Regions from separate parts of the Homo sapiens genome. Here region 1 is linked to region 2. A link is a contact called in ENCODE Hi-C data. All regions are on one chromosome and are shown on one strand. The core of a region is the stretch at or near the end of the contact, and the rest is flanking DNA. Distances in the headings are between cores, read along the strand shown.

What was found. A loop is a pair of places that touch in the nucleus more often than their neighbours do. Pooled maps may share reads with other maps.
Region 1: a map of heart left ventricle shows a loop between it and region 2 (4-fold over the local background). The contact joins the promoter of LINC02502 here to the enhancer-like site in region 2. A Hi-C loop is called at or near these places in 2 of 168 maps with a recorded cell type or tissue (heart left ventricle and prostate gland) and 2 of 50 pooled maps.

The regions. Positions count from the first base shown.
Region 1 is chr4:119,937,537-119,940,877 of GRCh38, reverse strand. LINC02502 (long intergenic non-protein coding RNA 2502) reads right to left here and starts at 1,338. Exons shown (of 2, transcript NR_121639.1): 1 at 1,203-1,338.
Region 2 is chr4:119,728,276-119,731,823 of GRCh38, reverse strand. No RefSeq gene overlaps it. Among named protein-coding and RNA genes, the nearest start is that of LINC01365, 74 kb to the left of the region's middle. Within about 2 kb of position 1,548, at least 12 of the 41 ENCODE cell types and tissues checked have a DNase peak (open chromatin) inside an H3K27ac peak, as active enhancers do; they include heart left ventricle, where a contact is called at or near this core.

The DNA.
Region 1 (3,341 bases), core at 89-2,588, 210 kb before region 2:
TTATTTTGACAAAATACAAATGTGGCAATTGGTCAACTATTTTTTCCACTTGAGTTGATTACTGTAGCATCAACATAAAAAGCGAGAGAGCTTCCAACCAGAGCCTGGAGGTGAGCTGAGGCCCAGTGCAACCTACATCATTCCACTCCCTTTTTATGGATAGTGGAAAAACTAGGCACCAAATTCAGATTATTAATTTGAACAGATTAATTGATTCAAGGTATAATACAATGCTCCTTTTTAGAGTGAGATGTGACAGGGAAGAAATATTTGTTGTTGCAGGGAGCTATTTCTTTTTAGTAGTTGTTTTTCCCTGAAAAAAAAATTGTCACACTAATGGTAAACATAAATGTCCTCAGATGTTTACTGTGGGAAGGCTTGTACCTAATTTCCTAAAAATTATGATAAAAACTAGTACAAGGCATCAGCATTCATTACTGACAGAAAACTTTAAAAAAAAATCTGTTTTCTATCTCAAGGGCCTTGGACTTACAACCAAATTAAAATAACTTCTATCACTTTCACTTTCTAATATTCCCAATGAATGTAAAAAGTATACAAAAATAATCTAGGAACTGAGTCTCTTAAACAAAGATGTTATTAAATATATAGATACAAATTTTTTCACATCATAAAAAGCCTTGCTTGGATGCAAAGAGCCATCTCAAAAGCAGTATGCAAAAAATGAAAAATGTTGCACATCTTTTGTGATAATGAGCCAAGCAAAATAAAAATTCAGCTCCTCCATAGATACATTTTTTTTTAGCAGACAGAAAGGGAACATTGTCTTTATAGGAAATGTTTTTAGCAGAATACTATAGATTCTATAAAACCCATTAAAGGGTTATTGGTGTCCAGGACAACAAATGGCTTCTGGTAAGAAAATAAAGGGCTACTCTTTCTAAATACTAACATAACTACAAAGATTAAGACAAAATAAGTAAAGGAAAATATGTTCCCCTTAAAAATTGAATGTGAGTGGTCTGCAAGGTCCGAAGAAGGACACAATGAGCACTCTTGTTGTTTATCTTTCAGGCTGAGCCCAGTTGGGTACAATGAGGGGTGGCAGAAAGAGCACAGTCTTGCCTTGAAAGCTGGCCTGGACTCTAGTCAGTCCCTCCCTGCAATTTCCCAGGGCCACTTACTGACCCTTTCTCAGCCTCTGTTTTCATATCTAAAACCTAGAAATGATGAAAACCTACCTTGGAAGGCAGTAGAGAAAACTAGATGAGACCTCGGTAATGTTTCTAGTATGGTTCTGAGAATCTCTCCAATAAATTTTAGTTTCCGATATGTAGTTCGCTGGGTTAAATACAGAGAATGGTAACTAGTTGTAATGCTTTTAAAAATAGAGACTTATCTTTGTCAGTGGCTTTTTCAGGGCACTTCACTTGGATCTCATGCCAAGGCCTAGACAATCTTTGTTCTGTTCTCTTTATGACATCACCACCTCAACAGTTATATTTGTAGGCAATTGCTCTCATCCAAAACATATTATCTTCATCTTTGTTTCTGACTTTTTTTGATAGCTGGACTTCTCAATTATTTCTTCTTTCATTATGCAATGTGCTCCATGTTTTACTAGATTCCAAGCAGATGACAGTTGTTTTTTTATGCACCACGAAGGAAAGGTTGATTTCAGTGGTGATGGAAAACCAAATGGTTGTGGAATCTTTTATAAAATCCAAAGAAAATAAATAAAGAATAGAGGCAAGAGCACCACGTGTTGGGTAAAAGCCTGTGCTTTGAGATACACAGATCAAATTTTAAATGTGAACTCCCCTAACTACTAATGTGGTGACCAGGGCAAAGCCATTAGACCTCTGTACACCAAGGACCCCCGTAAAATATGGAAAATAGCCCCATCTCAATCTTACAAGAGCAGCTGTAAGGGTTAGACAAGATTGGGTACATAAAGTCCTTAGCATAAGACCTGACACATAATCTGCCTGTGGGAAATCATACCTATCATTATTATCACTCAGATTAAATATAAGATTTTTAAAAATTAGTACTTAATCTTGCATGTCTTATCTATGACATGGCAAAACTGCAAGCCAGGATGATGTCAACAAAGAAGCACTTTATTTTTCTCCAGTGACTAAAAAGCTTCTTTATGAGATTTTGTGCATCAAAATATTCTTTGTCTTTCATGATATTTCATAAATATTGAAAACAGAGATGGAGCAGGTAAACAGATGGCCATACACCTCAATTCTTCCCATCTCCCTGCCTTCAGACATTTACTAAGTCATCAGCATTTTTCTAGGCTGGGTATTGTTTGTGTACAGTGTGAAGAGGAAAGTACACCCGTTGGTTCTACCTCCAACATAGATGCCAAATCTCTCTTCTGCGTCTTTCATTCTTATTGCCACTCCCAGGATGAAGCCTTATCATAATTATCAGGACTATTGACTCCCTAACCAGTCTCCCCTCTTCCACTTTTGCCTGCCCTTCAACCTATTATCTCCCAGCAGCCAGAGCAATATACTAAAAATGTTTACCTGATTTGGATACTCCTATAGAGGCCCTTCAGGATAATATTCCAACCCCTCACTTTGCCCTGTGGACAGCTGTGTGACCACCCTCATATCTCACATAATTTCCCCAGGCATTTTTCTCCAGTCACATCAGCCTTCCCTGAGCCCCTCCCTCCAAAGGATCAAGCTATACCCACCTTAAGCCTGTTGTCTTCTCAGCCTAGAAGTTTCAGGCCCCTGGTCTAGAAATGCTGCTGCTTCTCATCCCAGAGCTCAGGTTTAAATGTTATCATTAAATGTTACCTCAGAGAGGCTCTCTTGGATGACACCTCTCTAACCCTGTAACATCTTTTTCTCCACATGGCAGCCTATCTCTCTTCCTTTCAGAAACACTAATTATAATCTGCAATATCCCATCTTATTTTATCATCTGTCATTAAGCCCCAGGCAAGAGGGACCCTGCCTGTCACATTCTCAATTATGTTCTCTACAAGGGTACTGCACATAACAGGACCTCCAGGAATACCTGCTGAGTAAATGAAAAATCAAAGCATTTGCAGAAGCAGAAGAAAAATTATTTTATATTTTCTTATAGTAAGGATTAGTGAAATGTAATTTGTTAGTAAAAATGCATTTTATGATAATCAGGAGAGCATGTCGTGTATACATACTTGGTATTAGACACAAGCAACAAATCACTGAACAGAAAGAGATGCCGCTTCTGCTTCCTCCAAACTCTTCTGAGTTGTCCTGAGCTATGGATTAGCAGGGTTCATTAAGAACCTTCCAATGATGTGGTTTTCTCATTGTAGGTGTCTATCACAAAAAAAAAAGTGCTTTCCTGCACACATCAAATACTAA
Region 2 (3,548 bases), core at 299-2,798:
AGGGAGACTGCCTTTTTCTGGTGCTGGCTGCAACCAATTATTTTAAAGAGACAGTTTAACCACTGCTTGACCATCACCTGATGGTCACTTGACATTTCTGGTTGTGGGGAGCCTCTTGTGCCCTGTTCATGTCTGCCTACCTACCTACTGTCACATGGGTACTGAGAATAGGTCGGGTTTTTTTCCTCCTATTGTTTTTCATATTTTAGCCGTAAGTTAAAATCACGATACTGATGTGTTTGTACTGTTTAGTCAACACTGGTAAGTTCACACTGTCAGCATTTTTTTATCACTATTTACCCCTAACATTTTTTTCAAACATGCCTTTGAACCAAAAGAAGAAGGATAATTTTTCCTATTTTTCCATTTTCCTTCTCCATCTCCCTGTCATTTGGGCTGCTGTTTTGTAGAACACTCTATAAAGAAATGGTCTCTCAGAAGTGATGAAATACAAGAATTTAAAACCTCTTAATTGCTATGTTTGTTTCAAATCTTACAACACTGAATTCTAATTTAGTGCTCAACATTCCATATTAACATTCCAAGCATTCTTTTATCTAGCAATGATGCAAAATATCAAGCTGAAAGTCAATCACAAGAAGACATAACATTATTCCCACATGATTTAGGATTTGTTTTATTTTGTGTTCAGGTACCTGGGAAAACATTAGGAAAAAATATTTGCCATTGAAGGAAATCAAAATATTTCACCCCAAAATATATTTATTTGAAATATTTAAAGATGGCTGTTAAGAAGAGCTAGAAATACACGAATCGATGAAGATGTCTTCTGTCAGGGAGATTTGCATTTGGAGAGAAAATCTGCACTGATGCAACCAGGCTTTCTCCAAGGTCCTCCTTTGTGCAGATCCAGGAAAGATTCACTGACAGTCTGATACTTTTACAGGCCTAAAGGAAATATTTGCCATCTATACTCCCTGAAGGCTGCTACGTGTGAGGTTCTTCTACATAACAAAACCACTTTTCCTAGCCAGGTCTTCTTCTCCTGCCCTCCTAAAACCTGATTTAGCACCATAACCTTTTTTGGGGTCATGCTCTGAGCCCTCATTCTTTCAGTAACCTCAAGATGGTATATGAGCTTCCATGCCCCCTTGAAGGGTTGGAGTAATTACTCTGTGACTCTCCCCTGTGCACACTAATAAATTTCTATGACCTTTCTCTTATTAATCTGCTTTTTGTTAGTTATTTTTCAACAAACTTTTACAAGGTGAAGGGAAAGTTTTCCCTTGGCCCCTATACCATTTTCAGGTAACCTCCATGTCCATCACGCAATGTATAACTAATTAAACAGAATTTTTAGGATTCTTTTTACGATCTAGTGGAATCTTTTAGTGTGCTATAGAATGCATTAAATATGTCAGCTTATCTCTCATTTTTCCCAAGTTTATGATGTTGTGCTTTTAAATAACTGGCTAAAAGTGGAAAAATGATTCACAAACATTGTTTATGTTTGCTTTTGCCTGACTAATGGCAGTTGTATGACATGGCCCTGGCCAATGCGTAGGGAAAGCTGCCAAGTACACACAGACAGGCCAAACATCCCTAAAGATAAGCAAGTTACAATGCATGGTCTGTGGTGACACCAGATACCTGCATGAAGTAATTCTTCAAGATAAAAGAAATTCACTTAAGGGAAGTACAGCTTGTGTTAATAAATTTTCCTCTGGTAATTGATATTTTCTCATGAAATTCCAAAAATATCCTGCTGGATATTCATAACTGTTTGGGCAGATTTTCAGTTAAACGTCCCAGTTAATTTAGATGAGGGCCAAAAGTCACAAGGAGACATAGAGCTGACTTCCTCTGTCCCATACAAAAGCAACTGGGAAACTTTGGTTGATGCCTTGCTTTCAAATGGGTGCAAAACGTTGTTGCATTAACTTGGTAAGAAACTTAAAACTATTATTAAGAAATAATCAAGAGTTTAAAAAAAATAACCAGGCTTTATGGAATAAGCCGAGATGTAGACCTTTGGCTATAATGACAGTAACCCTGGGGTGAATTTAACCCAAAGGTGTTGACACCTTAGTAAAGATAAATGAGATTGTATCAAAGCGTTTTGACAAAATATTCTTTACTAATTTTGTATAGTTTGTTTTAAAGTATGTTAGTTTAGTCTTTAGCACTTTAAACCATATTTTAATGTCTTCTACACATAATTATTTAAATACCCCCAGCATGGACTTACCAGACTCTTTCTAAGATTAGGGTGGTGGATTGAAATTGTTATTGTAATCACTTGGGTTGGGACAAGTTCTACTTTTGGCACTTGAGTCAAAGGAGAGGAATGGCAATGCAACAGAGTGAAATCACCTTTACAAAAATTATGACACTGAAAGAAATCTGACCTAACTGACTTCATTTTGCCTCTAACCTCCAAGCTGCCCTTGTTCATTCCTGGAAATAGACCAAGCTAACTATGGGAGGAATTTAATTTATAGTTCAACTTTAAAACAAAGATGATCACAGCCCCTTCCTGAAACTAAACACCCTCCACTGCCACCTTTGTAAAACTAACCACAAGGAGTCATGTAGCCAGAGGTCACAAGACTTGTATCCACCCCAATTGCCCCTGTAAGATAATATCACTATTGTAAAACCTAAGATTGGTGTTTTGAGGTATTTTTCAGCCCCTGCATTCTGATGGACCAGCTAGTACCACCCAGACTAGTAACCCATGCCAAGAAACTGGCTCAACTGGTCTTGTGACCCCACCTAGGAACTGACTCAGTGCAAAAAGACAGCTTTGACCTCCTATGATTTTATCCCCATCCCAAGCAATCAACATTCCCCATTCCCTAGCCCTCTCTGCCAAACTATCCTAAAAAAATCCCCAGCCTCCAAATTGTGGGGGATGCTGATTTGAGTAACAAACTCCATGTCCTTCCGATTGGCTAGCCATGCAATTATTAAACTCTTTCTCTACTGCAATAGCACTGTCTCAGTGAATTGGTTCTATCTGTGCAGCAGGCGGGAAGAACCTGTCAGGTGATTACAAGAAAATATACTGACTTGGGCATGAACATGTCTGATTGATATTAATGGAAAAATATCTTTTGATTCTATCATTTTTCTCCATCTCACTATCATGGTCTAATTTCCTATCTTCATTATTTCTAACATAGCTGGAGACAGTAGCCTCCTTTTTAGCTCCTGGGCCTCCAATCTCCCTCTCCCCCAATCCACCCTTTACTCTGCATGAGTGTGGTCATTTGACACCTTTCCTTAAAGCTTTGGACATTGTTCAGTTGCTTATAATCCTCAATGTTCAAACTCCTGATTTGATAAACCAATTTCTTTACAATTAATCTTCAGTCTACTTCTTCAGCTTTATCTGTAGCCATCCCATATATACTTCCAAATGTTTTAAACTGTAATGTTTATCTCAGTGGCTAATAACACAAGCTGTGCAATCAGACTGTCTTGTTACCCAATAGGACTACCTTCAGATGCATAAGCTAGAGACAAAGTACTTGGCTTCTCTAAATTTCAGTTTTCCCATCTGCAAAATCGGGATCAAAAGAGTT